Linked DNA regions of Homo sapiens: region 2 is linked to region 1. The links are chromatin loops, found by intact Hi-C in ENCODE. Cell type or tissue: heart right ventricle. All regions are shown on one strand. Each heading gives the region's core, and the rest is flanking DNA. Links, peaks and the distances in the headings are about the cores only. Region 1 holds the start of RIT1 (Ras like without CAAX 1). Region 2 overlaps GON4L (gon-4 like).

Region 1 (8,856 bases), core at 857-8,856:
CAATAATCCAATGAAGTAGGCATTATTACCTCCATTTTACAGCTAAAGAAAATTCAACTTGAAAATATTAATGTCTTCTCTAAATTAGTTAATTAGTGACAGAATGAGGATTAAAATCCAAGATTGCTGAACTGAAAAGCATTATTAACCATGTGTTATACTTCCTCCTCAATACTACAAAAAAGGAAAAAAATATATAATTCACTATTTTTTTTTTTTTTGAGACAGGCTCTCACTCTATCACCCAGACTGGAGTGCAGTGGCATGATCTCGGCTCACCACAACTTCTGCCTCCCAGGCTCAAGGGATTCTCCTGCCTCAGCCTCCTGAGTAGCTGGGATTACAGGCACATGCCACTATTGCCCGGCTAATTTTTGTATTTTTAGTATAGACAGGGTTTCACCATGTTGGCCAGGCTGGTCTTGAACGCCTGACCTCAAATGATCCACCTGCCTCAGCCTCCCAAAGTGTTGGGATTACAGGCGTGAGCCACTGCACCCGGTCTAACTGACTATTTTCTAAATAATCCACAGTTTCGTAATTTCTCTTTTCTGAAAGCAAATTTCTTTATGCATATTACTATAGTAACCTTGGAAAATATAGAAAACTAAAAAGAAAAAAAAAGCCACGCAATATTTCATTCACTTAACAACTGCTGCTTACATCTCAATGTATTTCCTTTTAACATTTTTTCTTGAATTCCTGCTTCTGTCTCTTCCTCAAAGATGAAGAGCTCATTAAATCAATGCTTCTCAATTATTCATTAGGATTAGTGAGTTGTGAAATCTACTTAATGGGCCGGGACCAGCATTAAAATAAACAAGCAGAAACCTAAATAAAAATAGAAAATACCAGGCCAGGCACAGTGGTTCATGCCTGTAATCCCAGCACTTTGGGAGGCTGAGGCGGGTGGATCACCTGAGGTCAGGAGTTCAAGACCAGCCTGGCTAATGTGGTGAAACCCCATCTCTACTAAAAATACAAAAATTATCTGGATGTGGTCACAGGCGCCTGTAATCCCAGCTACTTGGGAGGCTGAGGCAGGAGAATCGCTTGAACTGGGAGGTGGAGGTTGCAGTGAGCCAAGATTGTGCCACTGGACTCTAGCCTGGGCAACAGGAGTGAAATTCTCCGTCTCAAAAAAAAAAAAAAAAAAAAAAGAAAAAAAGAAAAAAAAAGAAAGAAAATACCAGAGTGGGTGAGGTACAGTGGCTCTCACGCCTGTAATCTCAGTGCTTTGGGAGGTCCAGGTGGGAGGATCACTTGCGCTCAGGAGTTTGAGACCAGCCTGGGCAATAGAGCGAGACCTCATCTCTACTAAAAATCCAAAAATATTAGCTGGGCTTAGTGGCCTACGCCTGCAGTCCCAGGTATTTGGTAGGGTGAGGCGGGAGGATCACCTGAACCCAGGAGGTCCAGGCTGCAGTGAGCCAAGATCACAACACTGCACTCCAGCATGGGCAACAGAGTGAGACCCTGTCTCAAAAAAAAAGAAAAGAAAAGAAAATATCAGAGTGCACCAGATGTAGTGAGGTAAAGTTTCATAATATTTTAGCTACACATACACATGCGCTTGTGTATATAATTTATATATACATATGCACACATTCATATGCTTTTTTTTTTTTTTTTTGAGGCAAAGTCTCACTCTGTCGCTCAGGGCGGAGTGCAGTGGTGCAATCTCGGCTCACTGCAACCTCTGCCTTCTGGGTTCAAGGAATTCTCCCACCTCAGCTTCCTGAGTAGCTGGGATTACAGGCATGCAGCAGTAACACGCCCAGCTAATTTTTGTATTTTCAGTAGAGATGGGGTTTTACCATGTTGGCCAGGCTGGTCTTGAACTCCTGACCTCAGGTGCCTTGGCCTCCTAAAGTGCTTCGATTACAGGATTGCAGGCTCAGGATTACAGGCGTAAGCCTCCGCACCCGGCCTTGTATGCTTTTATATCTCTACCAGTTACAATGTAAAGTTTTTCTGAGTTTACAGCCAGAGCTTGAAATCAAATGCACTAAATTAGAAACTCAAGAACAGAAACCTCATCTTTTTGATCACCACTGTACCCTGAGGGTAAGCAGTGCTTGGCACATAATAGAAACTCAGAAGACATAAGTATTTGCTGTTGAATCAGATAATATTGCCAGGAGAGTAGTTAACTGGAGGAAAATTGATTAAAACAGATAACTTGGCCGGATGCGGTGGCTCACGCCTGTAATCCCAGCACTTTGGGAGGCCGAGGCGGACGGATCACAAGGTCAGGAGATCGAGACCATCCTGGCTAACACGGTGAAACCCCGTCTCTACTAAAAATACAAAAAATTAGCCAGGCGAGGTGGCGGGTGCCTGTAGTCCCAGCTACGCTGGAGCCTGAGGCAGGAGAATGGCATGAACCCCGGGGGGGCGGAGCCTGCAGTGAGCCGAGATCATGCCACTGCACTCTAGCCTGGGCGACAGTGAGACTCCATCTAAAAAAAAAAAACAAAAAAAAAAATACAGATAACTCTTACAGGAGACGAGTATTTGAGTTTTACTTTAAAGAAAGGGAAAGACGCGGCCGGGCACGGTGGCTCACGCCTGTAATCCCAGCACTTTGGGAGGCCAAGGCAGACAGATCACGAGGTCAGGAGATCGAGACCATCCTGGCTAACACAGTGAAACCCTGTCTCTACTAAAGGTACAAAAAATTAGCCGGGCGTGGTGATGGGCCCCTGTAGTCCCAGCTACTCAGGAGGCTGAGGCAGGAGAATGGCGTGAACCCGGGAGGCGGAGCTTGCAGTGAGCCAAGACGGCGCCACTGCACTCCAGCCTGGATGACAGAGTCAGACTCTGTCTCAAAAAAAAAGAAAGGAAAAGATGCTTTTGGAGTTCTCAAGTACATATGCGTAAGCCCTAAATTCATTTTATTCCTAGAACTCCCGCCATAATTTGAATCTCTGAACAATTTTTTTTTTTTTTTTTGAGACAAAAGCTTGCTCTTATCCCCCAGGCTGGAGTGTGATGGCACTATCTCGGCTCACTGCAACCTCCGCCTCCCAGGTTCAAGCAATTCTCCTGCCTCAGCCCCCGCAGTAGCTGGGATTACAGGCACCCAGCACCACGCCCGGCTAGTTTTGGTATTTTTAGTAGAGATGGGGTTTCACCATGTTGGCCAGGCTGGTCTCGAACTCCTGACCTCAGGTGCTCCACCCGCCTCGACCTCTCAAAGTGCTGGGATTACAGGCATGAGCCACCGCGCCTGGCCTGAATCTCTGAACAGTGTTCTAAATTTGATATAGTACATGAAAAAGTCAAGACTTTTTCTATTTTTCCCATCCCTGGAATCATGTGCTCTATGAAATGACCATATCAAAGCTGGGCCACCACAAAACATTATTGGCTTTGCGGGAAACAGAGCAGCAGAGGCCTGACCCAATGGAAATCCTTCCTAGAGAACTAGGATCATGGCAAAGAGTGTCACATACTGAAAATAATAAGGCCCGGCGCAGTGGTCACGCCTGTAATCCCAGCACTTTGGGAGTCCGAGGTGGGCAGATCACGAGGTCAGGAGATTGAGACCATCCTGGCTAACACGGTGAAATCCCATCTCTACTAAAAATACAAAAAAAAATTAGCCGGGCTTGGTGGCGGGCGCCTGTAGTCCCAGATACTCGGGAGGCTGAGGCAGGAGAATGGCATGAACCTGGGAGGTGGAGCTTGTAGTGAGCCGAGATTGTGCCACCGCACTCCAGCCCGGGCAACAGGGTGAGACACCGTCTCCAAAAAAAAAAACAAAAAAAGAAAATAACAGTACAGCTGACTTTCTGTGCCCTCTCCCATTCCCACATCCATTTTTCTTTCATATTAGGATATAAACCCTTAGAATCAAACCTGCTTCCTTATGGTTTAGGAATGACAGTAATGTTCTTAGTCTTTGTAGAGATTAGCAATTAAAAAATAAAAAAGTCAAAGCAAACAAAATGACTTTTTTACTCTATTAGCGTTCTGCAACAAGAGTTAAGGACCATAAAAGACATCGGAGGGCTAGGCACAGTGGCTCACGCCTGTAATCCCAGTACTTTTCGAGGCTGAGGTGGATGGATTACTTGAGGTCAGGAGTTTGAGACCAGCCTGGCCAACATAGTGAAATCCCATCTCTACTAAAAATACAAAAATTAGCCGGGTGTGGTGGCAGATGCCTGTAATCCCAGCTACTCAGGAGGCTGAGGCAGGAGAATTGCTTGAACCCGGGAGGCGGAGGTTACAGTGACCGGAGATCGCACCATTGCCCTCCAGCCTGGGAGACAGTGCGAGACTCCATCTCAAAAAAAAAAAAAAAACAACAGACAGACATGGGAGAAGACATTACTACGTAATGAACTTAAGGTATAAGGAAGTAAACCAAGAGCTCCAAGTGCAAGATGTCCAGGCTTGGCATGTCTGGGTTGTAAGAGTTCAGCAGCCTGGCTCTACTTGTTTCTCTGCTTCCTTTTGTGGAAGTTCAAACCAGCTGACTCACAGTTACAGAGCGAGTCTCAAGTCATACCCTTAGAGAAGTGACAGCAAGAAAAGGCTTCGTTAAGTGGCCTGTATACAACCATAAAAAAATACAACAAAGAGAGTTGTCCCATTAATGTTCAGTAAGAGACAAAGACTAAAGATGGCTTATGACATAAAGTCTGAAAAAAAAAGAAATATTCAGTTGCTTACCAACTGCTGATACCCTTGTTTCTAAATAAATCTGAATTAGACTCCAAAAAAGCCTCAAAATATAAATAGTTAGAAACTACTGATATTCATTAAGATATTTTTATGGGGTATATTTGGAAACATAAGTGATGATCTGGCTTACCAATGGTGGGATCATGATCTTCTGGGAATCGGTGGCTGATGAACTGCATGGTCATGGCTTCAAAAGAAGAAATAAAAGTCAAATCCTCACAAAGGTGACCCACAGAGAGAATTTTAAGTATTAACATTGCAAGATAGCAAGTATCCCATCTGGTCATTTAAGTACTTTTCATCCATGCTTCCTGTCAAATGGAAAATGTTACCTACCACTCTTCCCTACACCACCAGCACCCAGCATCACTAGTTTGTACTCCCGTGAGAGCCCAGCGGGGCTGCTACAGCAGCTACCAACTGGGCGAGTTCCAGAATCCATTGTCCTCTTGGGGCCTTCCTCGGTTGCCCCGAGGAAAAGCCACCTAGAAAAGGAGGAGGAAATGCTTAATCCAGGATGGAGACACCACGGCGACAGCCCTCAAGCCAGTGCCTTACCTTTCCATACATATTCTGGCCTGTCCCTCTTACTCTGGCCTGTCCCTCTTGCTCACCACTGCACCCTTTCGGGTGGCCCTAAGAAACCCCCCCATCTTCACCCTCCCTCCTAGACAGTTCAGTCACATGACACATCACAGGTTTTACTTTTTCCAAAGAGAAAAATAAAAAGATACAAATAAATTTACGTCTCGGCACAGTAGGGACAAGGAGAAAGTTTTGGGAAGAAAGGGATGCGGCCCCTTAGGCCGCAGGGGTTCTCTCACGTCTGCGGTACCCAGAGGTTCCGCCCCCTCCCCATTCTCCTCCGAACCCCCTCCCCACCCCCAGCTGCTGCTCCGCCGCCAGACTCCCCACCCCTCTACCTCACAAGCCGACGCCCTGCTGCTCCTACTGGTCAGTGGGGACTGGAACACCACAGCCGGTCGGGTCACGCACTTCGTCTTCCTTCACTCGCGGAGGCTCCGGCACTGACCTGTGACCCCTCCCGCAACCGAGTAAGATGGCGCCACCGGCGCCCGAGTCGCGGAAGGAGGGGCGGGGCCACTCAGTGACGCCCACAGCCTGCCCCGCCCTCTTCCCGCCCCTCCCAGGTCCCTAAAACCCAGTTCCGGGACCCACCGCTGAAGGTCCTCTGGTCACCTACCCAACCTAGGGTGTATGCACTCACAGACAAGGGTATTTAATCACGAGTAGAAAGTAAATTATTTACACAAAAGGGAAGGGAGTACGTGATAAGAGACATGCAGGGACACTTAAATTAACAACTTACCGAGGGTTGTTTGCTGCTTGTGGGAAAAAAAAAAACCCAAAACTAATTTGACCCAATGTAATGAGAGGAAGGGAGGACAGGGGCACCCCCCAAATCCTCCTAAAACACAGGATTTCAGTCAAGTCTACCGGGGATGACTACTCATAGGAGAAAAATGACTTTCCTAAAGGAGCGGCCACAATGACTTTTGCTATTGAAACCTAAATTCATTCTCAGAAACCAGATGTTCACAACACTCCCTAATCAGAGTTCTGTATGTATTTTAAACACGTATAAGACACACAAAAACTTGTTTTAAATAAATGTACCACACTCTGGCAGGAAAGAGAGCTCTGAGTTAACAGAGGCCTTGAGTTAAATACAGAACTGAAGCGCAGCCACTATAACCATATTCCCCTCTATTTACGTAGCACAGGTGCTAGAAGAAACTGACACGAAAATTGTTCTCATGCAGCTCTGCCTACCACTGTTCTTTTTAAATGTCTTTCTGGGCCGGGCGGGCGCGGTGGCTCACACCTGTAATCCCAGCACTCTGGGAGGCCGAGGCAGGTGAGTCATGAGGTCAAGAAATAAGAGACCATCCTGGCCAACATGTAAAACCGTCTCTACTAAAAATACAAAAGAATTAGCTGGGTGTGGTGGCATGCGCCTATAAGTCCCAGCTACTCGGGAGGCTGAGGCAGGAGAATCACTTGAACCTGGGAGGTGGAGGTTGCAGTTAGCTGGCTGAGAGGGTGCCACTGCACTCCAGCCTGGCAACAGAGCAAAACTCCGTCTCAAAATTTAAGTCTTTCTGGCCAGGAGTGCTGGCTCACGCCTGTAATCCCAGGACTTTGGGAGGCTGAAGTGGGCTGATCACTTGAGGATCAGGAGTTCAAGACCAGCCTGGCCAAAATGGTGACTCCCTGTCTCTACTAAAAATATAAAAATTAGTTGGGCATGGTGGTAGGTGCCTATAATCCCAGCTACTCAGGAGGCTGAGGCTGGAGAACCACTTGAACCCAGGAGGTTGCGGTGAGCCAGGATTGCACCATTCCACTCCAGCCTGGGTGACAGAGCGAGACTCCATCTCAAAAAAAAATAAAATGTCTTTCCAAGAATAACATATTTCCTTTAAAACCCGCTTCATTCATGAAGTCCTTTTAATACGCTGTTAAATAAAGGAGGGCTAAAATATGAAAATGGAAAATATCCAGCATAATAATCCTTAACCTTTTCATTTGAACTTTAAGGGTACATTTTGCAGTTACATAACTCTGGGAACTATATGCAAACCTTGGGGTCTGTATATGTATTTTTCTGGTAATGTTATAGTTGCATTGTGCTATGAGTAAAAAAGTTTATGAATTTCAGTGTATGGATGGGTTGTGGAAGAAAACAGAGAAACCACAAGCAGAATATTTATAGATTTATTTATAATGAAATTATGGTCTAAATATTTACAACATATAGGAAACCAGAGGATAAGTTTATACAAAGCCAGCCTGCAAAGTATTCAAATGTGCAAAAATGACAGTTCAATATCTCAAACTATTCCTGGTTCAGCAGACTAGCTCCTTCACTTTCACACATCAATATTTGATACAAAAAGTTATTTTGGCAAAATCTGTAATGCCAAGAAAAAGGACAATTTGCAATTTCAGTCATTAAGTCCAAAATCCTATAGCCAGCAGTCAGATCTCTCTGTTTTAGCTGCAACCAGTTCTGGGAGAGAGAGACCACTGTATTTCATTTCTGTGATGAGTTCTGACCAGTTTTAGTCAAGAAGTTTTCTCTGACCCAGCTGAAGACAGGATCTTAGAAGGGCAATAAAAACAGTAATGGCTATGAGACCAATGTGCCTGAAGGTGCCAGCTTTGGATCACCCCAATTAAAAAACACAATGAAAAAATAATTTCATTTTCCTATCCAGGATCCAGCTATATCCAACAGTTTTAAATGAGACAGCATTTTCCAAAACAGAAATAATCCAAAACAAAACAGGGATGCAGATCTGTCAGAATTAAATACTGAAAAGGACGGTCTTAAAATCATTTCCCCACTAATAAATAGTAAGGCTCTGTTTGTAACCAGTTATATATCAAAATTGACCAAACAGTAGTAAAATACAAATAAAACTTTCTTTATGTCAGAACTGGGGCTATTCACCTGGAAAAGGCTGACCAGGTCAAATGTGTATGGGAACGACCCTGTTAGGATGCTTTGTTGGACAAGCACATTTCACCAACTGTTAAAAAGCTTCTGAGATAAATTTGTGATTCTAATTAAATTTTAACAGATTCTATGCCACTGCAGAAATAAGGATTTTTGTGGTTGTTAAGGAACCCCTTTAAGAAAGGGGGGCACTGAATCTCTAACTTCTGCAAAGGTCCAGATGGTTCCCAGCACAGGCCCCAGAGTCTTGTTAAATCAAATGCATGCATTATTGCTAAGAAGAGTCACTGAGGGTCAAAACTCTGTTCCACTGTTTCCTAGGGAGCCATCCAGAATGGCATCTGTTGTTTAGCTCGTGGTTGTGATGAAGGATATTGGTATCCCAAACTCCAGCCCTGTGGAAAACTACTTGCATTTTTATGACCTCCATGTTCCTCCTCTTCATCAGATGAATCTGCAGCATAAGCCACCAAGCCAAATCCCTTCTCTGTAGTTTTCATCTTCTTGGCTGGATAATCTAGAATAGAGAAAAAACAACCCCAACCCCATCCCCGCCAAGGGAAAAAAAAAAATACCATAAATTCGTTAATTAAAAAAAAGATGTTAATTTTAAGTGGTTAGTTGGACACCATTTTGAGGTCACAGGGTCAATGGTCACCCAAAAACGTTGAAGATCA
Region 2 (8,856 bases), core at 857-8,856, 140 kb before region 1:
AGGCTGAGGTGGGAGGAATGCTTGAGCCCAGTAGCTGGAGCTTACAGTGAGCTATGACTGTACCACTGTACTCCAGCCTGGGTAGCAGAGTAAGACCCTTTCTCAAGAAAAAAACAAAAACAAAACAAAACAAAAGGCTGGGCATAGTGGCTCACGCCTGTAATCCCAACACTTTGGGAGGCCAAGCTGAGGCAGGCGGACTGACACATGTCAAAACTTCAAGACCAGTCTGGGCAACAAAGTGACACAGCATCTCCACACAAAATAAAATAATGAGCTAGCCTTGGTGGAACACGCCTGTAGTCCAGGATACTTGGAAGGCTAAAGTGGAAGGATCACTTGAACCCAGGAGTTTGAGGCTACAGTGACCTATGACTGAGCCAATGCACTCCAAACAGGATGATAGAGCAAGAACCCGTCTCTAAAAACACAACATAAATATCTAAATAAAAAAGAAGAAACCAGGTGCGGTGGCTCATGCCTGTAATCCCAGCACCTTGGGAGGCCAAGGCGGGTGGATCACTTGAGGTCAGAGGTTCAAGACCAGCCTGGCCAACATGGTGAAACCTCATCTCTACTGAAAATACAAAAATTAGCCAGGTGTGGTGGTGCATGCCTGTAATCCAAGCTACTTGGGACGCTGAGGCAGGAGACACCGAGGCAGGAGAATCGCTTGAACCTGGGAGGTAAAGACTGCAGTGAGCCAAGATTGCGCCACTCTACTCAAGCCTGAGTGACAGAGCAAGAGTCTGTCTAACAACAACAACAACAAAAAGCAAATAAGTGGAATACTGCCAGCGGAATATTGCCCAAAAGGCAATAGGGGAATTAATCTAGTGTAAAGTGGGAGAAATTAGCTTTAGATAAAAGAAGGTTCCTCTTTTCTTTGAGAATAACAAGATAAAAGAATGGGTACATATTGGTGAGGTGCCCGGATGGCGCATGCAGGAAACACTCACTTTAATGATGTTGTCAGGAGCTCTGTTCATGTTGAGGTTCTTGATTCTCACTGTCAGTTGGTGGGCAGTTTTGCAGGTTAGAAGGTACTTGCTGATTAGAGGATTAGGAAACTCAGTTCCTTCAAAATGCTTCAGTCCTAAAGCTAACAAACTGAGAAAGGAGAATAACACTAAATCTCACTTCACAGTCCTTCCTTCTAAAGGGTCTCCCCAGACTAACACATTTTACAATCTACTCTTTCATTTTTTTCTTGAGACAAGGTCTCACGCTGTCACCCAGGCTGGAGTGCAGTGGCACCATCGCAGCTCACTGCAACCTCTACTTCCTAGGCTGAAGCAATTCTCCAGTCTCAGCCTCCCAAAGTGCTGGGATTACAGGCATGAGCCATGGTGTGTGGCCCAATCTACCTTTTCATTTTTTTTCAGACAGGGTCTTGCTCTGTTGCCCGGGTTGGAGAGCGGGTGGCATGATTACAGCGCACTGCAGCCTTGAATGCCTGGGCTCAAGCGATTCCCGTACTTCATCCTCCCAAGTATCTGTGACCACAGACGTTCACCACCATGCCGGGCTAATTTTTTTCTTCCATTATTTGTAGAGACCAGTTCTCACTATGTTGCCTGGGCTAATCTTAAACTCCTGGCCTCAAGCGATCCTCCTGCCTCAGCCTCTCAAAGTGCTGGTATTACAGTTGTAAGCCCACCATGCCTGGTCAATCTACTTTTTGTAAATCTAATTCTTGTACAAGTTGGTGACTACTCAACAGAAAATTTCAGATACTTAGTGAGTACTGATTAAGTATTATGAATAAGAATAAGGCCAGGCGCAATGGCTCACGCCTGTAATCCCAGCATTTTGGGATGCCGAAGCAGGCAGATCACCTGAGTCAGGAGTTCGAGACCAGCCTGGCCAACATGGTGAAACCTCGTCTCTACTAAAAATACAAAAAATAGCCAGGTGTAGTGGTAGGTGCCTGTAATGCCAGCTACTTGGTCAGGAGAATCACTTGAAACCGGGGGCGAAGGTTGCAGTGAGCCGAGATCGCACCATTGCACTCCAGCCTGGGTGACAAAAGTGAAACTCTGTTTAAAAAAAAAAAATCAAATACTTCACAATTATGTGGGAACATAAGAAACTAGGCATAAATCATTAATAAACGTGAGATCATGATGAGCTGTATCATGACGAGCTGTATACTAACAATACAAAGGAAGTTCAAAGAGAATAGAAAGGAAGGAGAATAATTCTAATAAAACTAATACAAAATGAATAGGTACCCTGTCAGACAACTTAAACCGGCACCAATACTACCCTCTAACAACATATATGATCGTGGTTACATATACACATATGTGCTGATAACAGTGTGGCAATACACACAAAGGGCCATAAAAATGTTCATAATCTGGTGGGTGTGGTGGCTCATGCCTGTAATCCCAGCACTTTGGGAGGCCAAGGTGGGAGGATGCCTTGAGTCCAGGAGTTTGAGAGATGCCTGGATAACACAGAGAGACCCTCATCTCTACAAAAAAAAAAAAAAAAATTTAGCCATGTATGGTGGCACACGCCTGTGGTCTCAGCTGCTCCGTGGAGGCTGAGGTGCAAGGATCGCTTGATGTCAGGAGTTCAAGGCTGCAGTGAGCTGTGACTGCCTGGGTGACACAGTAAGATTCTGCCTCTAAATAAATAAATAAATAACATAAAATAAAATAAAAGCGAACCTCCTGCCTTGGCCTTTCAAAGTGCTGGGATTACAGGTGTGAGCCACCATGTCCGGTCTAAAATGCTTTAAAAATGTGTGTGACATCTCCCAAAAAGCAGTATTTGGCACTGCTAGAACAAGCACGTCCTAGAGGGCTCTGCTCATCTATATTGCTTTTCCTTTTGTCTTTTGTGTCCGTGTCTTATTATACAAGTCTTACTTCCCCTAAACTCCTCAAAGGAACTACATCTTCTCCTTGGGATGTTCTGCTGTTTTGATCCCCCAGAGTAAACACTTACTTGTCCTCAGCCTTGGTGAAGACGATCTTATCCTGGGGATTCTTTGCCTTCAGGGAACACACTGGAAGTAACTCTGGATACATGAAAACCTTGCTTGTGGCCAGAATCCAAGCCACTTGCTTTGGCAAACAGGGAAATTCATTCGCTATAAGAAAATAAATCTCGGATAAATCAACTTCTAGGACAAAAGAGGGCTTCATAAAAGCCTGTGAATGCATTTTTGCATTTAGGTAGGAGCTATCCTTACCTAACTTGATTCCCTCCCATCTGCCCACCATCCCCCCAAAAGTTTCCAGTCTTTCTTAAGCTAACATTATATCTAAAGGGAGTCCCATTCAATGGCAATAAAAGTTGACTCATTCTTTCTTATGTGGAACACTTTATTCACTAAGTAAAACAAACACTTAAAAAGCACCTAGTAAAATAAGGTGCTAACAATAGCGTATGCTCAAAAATGTTTTACCTCCTTCCCCCCTTAAATACTTGAAGGATAAGAGACCTTCAACAATGCTTTCTTTCTTCCAGAATAAGATTCCAACTTCTTTAATCTCCCTCACAAATCTGGTATTCCAAATTTTACTTTTATTTGATTCTTACTTAAGTTCTCCCAGATTCCTCCTGAGGCTGGGAACAAAAGAACCATAAAAGGAAGGAGACAATTCAGTCTCATTCATTTCTCTCTCCCTCTCTCAGCCTCTCACTTTCAGGCACCTCTGCATTTCTAGAGACAAAACTACTATATCCATATTTCTCCTTCCATAAGTGTTATTTTTATATCCCCAGAAGAAAGCAACAGGTCAACAGATGTGTAAGATATTATTATAATTTGGTGTTAAATCAAGTTTTCATTACCATTTCATATCATTTAATATAGCTGTTAAAGCAGTTTGGGATCCGTGTCTATGATATAATACACTTAAATACAACTATTTTCAACTTAACGATAAGACTCAGGGATTTAAAATAGAATCCAAAGACAAACCCAAATCCAGAACAAACCACAACTAATTTGCTAAATCAAGAAACAAATCAGAAGCAAATATTTGGCTTAAGTAAATAGCAAGTATTTTCTAAAAAATACTAAACTAATGCAAGGTAGAATCTAAACTTGCAAATTTCTTTAAAATACTGAACATGGCAAATGTATAATCTCTAACTTATGCCTAACTTGCAAGTCAATATTTCATTCAGAATGGAGATATCACTTATGCTGCAGTCAGTATGGTAAATAAAGTTAGTTGATTTTTTTTTTTTTTTTTTTGAGACTGAGTCTCGCTCTGTCGCCCAGGCTGGAGTGCAATGATGCTATCTTGGCTCACTGCAAACTCTGCCTCCTGGGTTCAAGCGATTCTCCTGCCTCAGCCTCCCGAGTAGCTGGGACTACAGGCGCGTGCCCCCATGCCTGGCTAATTTCTGTATTTTTAGTAGAGACGGGGTTTCACTGTGTTCGCCAGGATGGTCTCCATCTCCTGACATTGTGTTCCCCGTGCCTCGGCCTCCCAAAGTACTGGGATTACAGGCGTGAGCCACCGCGCCTGGCCTTAGTTGATCTTAATGAAGACAGTAAAAAGCTAAACATGACCAAACTTTACCACCTGACTTTCATCTTTACCAGGCCCCAGTTTATCTCGATCTGACTCCTAATACTTACCCCTCATATTGCTGTAGTCCAATTCTTAGCACTGAGCCTCAGATCTCTACCTCCCATATTCCTATACTGTCCACTGCCTCCACACTTTACCCAGGCCCAGAGATTATCATGTAATTCTAGAACTTGGATAATGAGTACAAAGGGAGGATAAAAGAGAGAAGGAAGAAATTACAAATGTCCTGTGTCCTCCATTCCTAGGCAAGTATCCTTAGTTATCTATGGGATAAGATTCCCACCACCTCTCACCGCAAGTAAAAACTTAAAGCTGACACATCTGTCTCCTACCAGTCTTCTTGACAGTTTTATGAGGGCTGCAGTCAATGCTGACATGTGTGCTGAAGTCTTCAATCAGCTGCATAGCTCCCATCAAGTTACAGGGTTGGAACAGGGTCTGAAACTTGGGGTTGTACTGATGGTGAAGGGCGATGGAGCTTTGAGCAAAGGTTCCCAGCTCTTTCTGGGAAAACAGGACACAAGAAAGATTTAAGACAATTCCAGACAATTAATACCAGTAGCCTTCAGAATCTAAATGAGAAGCTGACCTTCCTACTACAGGATAAAAACAGGTAAAAATCATCATAAAGTCTTTCACAATAAACTACTCTGTTAAGATTATGCCTGAGTTCCCAGATATTCAGGGATTGTATTCTTGTTTTACTTTTAGACTTAGTGAGAAACACTAAGGAATATATGGTCTAGCTCCTGAACTAGAAGTAAGATTATGAAGAATGAGGACTCATTTTTTTTTTTTTTTTCGAGACGGAGTTTCGCTCTGTCGCCCAGGCTGGAGCGTAGTGGTGCGATCTTGACTCACTGAAGTCTCCACTTCCTGGGCTCAAGCGATTCTTCTCCATCTACCTCCCGAGTAGCTGGGATTAATTACAGGCGCCCGCTACCACGCCCGGCTATTTTTTGTATTTTAAGTAGAGACTGGATTTCACCATGTTGGTCAAGCTGTTCTCGAACTCCTGACCTCAAGTGATCCAGCCACCTCAGCCTACCAAAGTGCTGAGATTACAGGCACAAGTCACCGCACCCAGCCAAGAATTAGGACTATTACTTTTATTTTATTTATTTATTTATTTTGAGACTGGGTCTCACTCTGCTGCCCAGGCTTGAGTGCAGTGGCGCGATCTCAGCTCACTGTAACCCTCACCTCCTAGGCTCAAGCTATCCTTCCACCTCTGCCTCCCAAGTAGCTGAGACTACAGGTACGCACCACCACATCTGGTTAATTTTTGTATTTTGTAGAGACGGGCTTTCGGCATGTTGCCCCAGCTAGTCTGGAACTACTGGGGTCATATAATCTGCCTGCTTTGGCTTCTCAAAGTGCTGGGATTACAGGCATAGCCACCGTGCCCAGTCTCAACATCTATAAAACGAACAGTGGTACCAAAAACCTAAGAAGTTAGGTTGGATCTAAAGATGAGGAGGATTCAATAAAAATATCAGAAAGACAGTATTAAGAAAATTGAATACACTCCTTGTCCTTTCATGGGAATCAGTGGCTTACGTTCTCTCAGCAAACACAGGAAGCCTTAACAGAAAGCAGGCAAAACAATCAAAAATACCCGAGAGAAGAATAAATATAGATTATGATCAGTGAATAACTGAGAAATAACCTGCCAAGCTAATTTCATACTCTAGTCTTTAGAGTTATGGATATTTGGAAACTTACAAGAAATATCCTGGTGGTAGTGGCCTCCGGATTGAGGTTGGGGTTGCAGGTGGCAAGAAGGTGGATTTGGGTCAAGAGCTGAACGTGCTGGGGATGGAAAGAAAATGATGAAGTGACATGTTACCACATTGTCATTTCAGGAATCCAGAGAGATCTTTTTTTTTTTTCTTCTTGGAGAAAGGATCTCTCTCTGTCACTCAGGCTGATGTGCAGTGATGCAATCATGGCTCCACGCCCTCTCAACTTCCTGTGCTCAAGCAATCCTCCCACCTCAGCCTCCTGAGTAGCTGGGACCACAGATGCATGGCACCATGCCTGGCTAATTTATTTTTATTTTTTGCAGAGACAGGGTCTCACTATGTTGCTCAGGTTGCTCTCGAACTCCCTGGCTCAAGCAATCCTCCCACCTCAGCCTCCCAAAGTGCTGGGATTACAGGTGTGAGCCACCGTAACCCAGCCCCCAGAGAGACAATAACCAAGATGTTTGCAACTTTATCACATATATTTTGCTTTCTGAAAGGAGTATGAAAATAACATAGGATCTTGGCATAAATCTCTCAGACATGTTCCCTTGAACAAAATGACAGAACCAGAGGAAGCTTAACCTCAATCCAGAGGGACTGAGGTTAGAAAAAGGAAAAACAAACCTACTTCTCACAGTGAAGGTTGTTAAATTTCAGAATAGATTACTAAGGACTCTTTGAAATCTATATTTCTGAATACCATTAGTGTCCTTGTGTGCTCTCTTCCTTGAGCCATAAGGCATGAACATGATGACTTCTCGAGCTCCTAATGATGTGAAGATACTATGGTTTTAGGAGGTGGTAAGGTAACTATCTCTGACTTTTACAAAGCTGTTAATTTCTGGCCTCAGAGTTAGGCCTTGGTATAATCCAGTATTAACAGCAGGGCGCAGTGGCTCACGCCTGTAATCCCAGCACTTTAGGAGGCCGAGGCGGGCGGATCACAAGGTCAGGAGTTCGAGACCAGCCTGGCCAATATGGTGAAACCCTGTCTCTACTAAAAATACAAAAATTAGCTGGGTGTGGTGGTGGATGCCTGTAATCCCAGCTACTTGGGAGGCTGAGGCAGGAGAAATGCTTGAGCCCAGAAAGCAGAGGTTGAAGTGAGCCGATATCGGGCCACTGCACTCCAGGCTGGGAGACAGAGCCAGACTCTGTCTCAAAAAAAAAAATCCAATGTTAACATGACCAAGAAAAGTCCTACCTGCTGCATCTGCTGCTGGAGTCTCTTCCTCTGTGCTGGGTCCAGAATCAGAGTCTGATGAACTTTCTCACTCTGGGGTTTAACCTTCTCTACTTCCTGCAGCTGTTTGGCTGAAGATTTCTTCATCTTCAGCTGTTCAAATAGCTCCTTCACTGTCCGATGTTGTTCATTTAACAGGTTGGCCAGTGGTTCCTCAAACCTATTCCCAACAGGGAGATGACTGAATTTGAGTGTTTCCGTAGGTCCACAACACATCCAATTCGTTCCAATGATGAGCAAAGAGCCTGAACAATTTTCATTCCCTACTAATCCCCCATCTCACTTTAGCCAACAGTCAAACTCTCAGCCTTTTACAAATCTTTTGCCAAAGTAGTTAGCATGCATCAAATATGATGATTCTATATTACACTCTATCCCATTCCTCTAAAATTCCTCTTCTAAATAATATACAAATAAAGAAAAAATTAAAATGCTAGGAACAGAGAAATATCTGGATAAGAAAGCAGCCAAGGAGCTGGTGGGAACTCATCATTCTCATTTCTTCTCTCATTTACTTGTTACTCCCATCCCAGGTTCAGCTTGTCCCATTTCCCTATCCACTCAGGCTGCACTGCCTTGCATTTTTTTTTCAAAATTTAAATATTTTTTGAGACACAGTCTCGCTCTGTCGCCCAGGCTGGAGTGCAGTGGCACGATCTCAGCTCACTGCAACCTCCGCCTCCAGGGTTCAAGCAATTCTCCTGCCTCACCCTCCCAAGTAGCTGGGACTATAGGCACGTGCCACCACGCCCAGCTAATTTTTTGTATTTTTAGTAGAGATGGGATTTCACTGTGTTAGCCAGGACGGTCTCCATCTCCTGACCTCATGATCCACCCATCTCGGCTTCCCAAAGTGCTGGGATTACAGGCGTAAGCCACCATGCCTAGCCCTCAAAATTTTAATTTTAAGTTTCAGAATACATGTGCAGGACATGGAGGTTTGTTACACAGGTAAACGTGCACCTTGGTGGTTTGCTGCACCTATCAACCCATCACCTTGGTATTAAGTGCAGCTGCATTAGCAGTTTATCCTGATCCTCTCCCTTCCCCCGCTCCCCCAACAGGCCCCAGTGTGTGTTGTTCCCCACCCTGTGCCCATGTGTTCTCATTGTTCAGCTCCTACTTATAAGTGAGAACATGCAGTGTTGTTTTTCTGTTCTTACGTTAGCTTGCTGATGGCTTCACCTCCATCCATGTCCCTGAAACGGACATGATATCATACCTTTTTATGGCTGTATAGTATTCCCTGGTGGGATACTACATTTTCTTATTTATCTACTGCTGTAATATCGGGGATTCCTTG

Evidence for each region. Hi-C counts contacts between places; a loop is a spot of excess contacts. Peaks named below come from ENCODE experiments on the same cell type or tissue, not always from the same donor. Only the 100,000 strongest peaks of a DNase experiment are listed, where the experiment ranks them.
Region 2: a loop joins it to region 1, with 2.3 times the contacts of the local background. A loop is called at or near these places in 2 of 110 quality-filtered maps.

Annotation. Positions count from the first base shown.
Region 1 is chr1:155,905,625-155,914,480 of GRCh38, forward strand. It overlaps RIT1 (Ras like without CAAX 1), which reads right to left and starts at 5,725. Exons shown (of 6, transcript NM_006912.6): 1 at 5,619-5,725; 2 at 5,032-5,180; 3 at 4,826-4,882. The coding sequence starts at 5,137. KHDC4 (KH domain containing 4, pre-mRNA splicing factor) reads right to left here. Exons shown (of 14, transcript NM_014949.4): 14 at 7,421-8,696. The coding sequence ends at 8,497. In heart right ventricle, for the core only: a CTCF peak has its summit at 5,335; DNase peaks (open chromatin) are centred at 4,428, 5,157, 5,777 and 6,687; H3K4me3 peaks cover 1,976 bases; H3K27ac peaks cover 3,504 bases.
Region 2 is chr1:155,770,108-155,778,963 of GRCh38, forward strand. It overlaps GON4L (gon-4 like), which reads right to left. Exons shown (of 32, transcript NM_001282860.2): 15 at 7,515-7,713; 16 at 6,288-6,374; 17 at 4,895-5,066; 18 at 2,959-3,103; 19 at 960-1,110. Among named protein-coding and RNA genes, the nearest start is that of GON4L, 83 kb to the right of the region's middle. In heart right ventricle, for the core only: no CTCF peak of the experiment used is centred there; no DNase peak of the experiment used is centred there.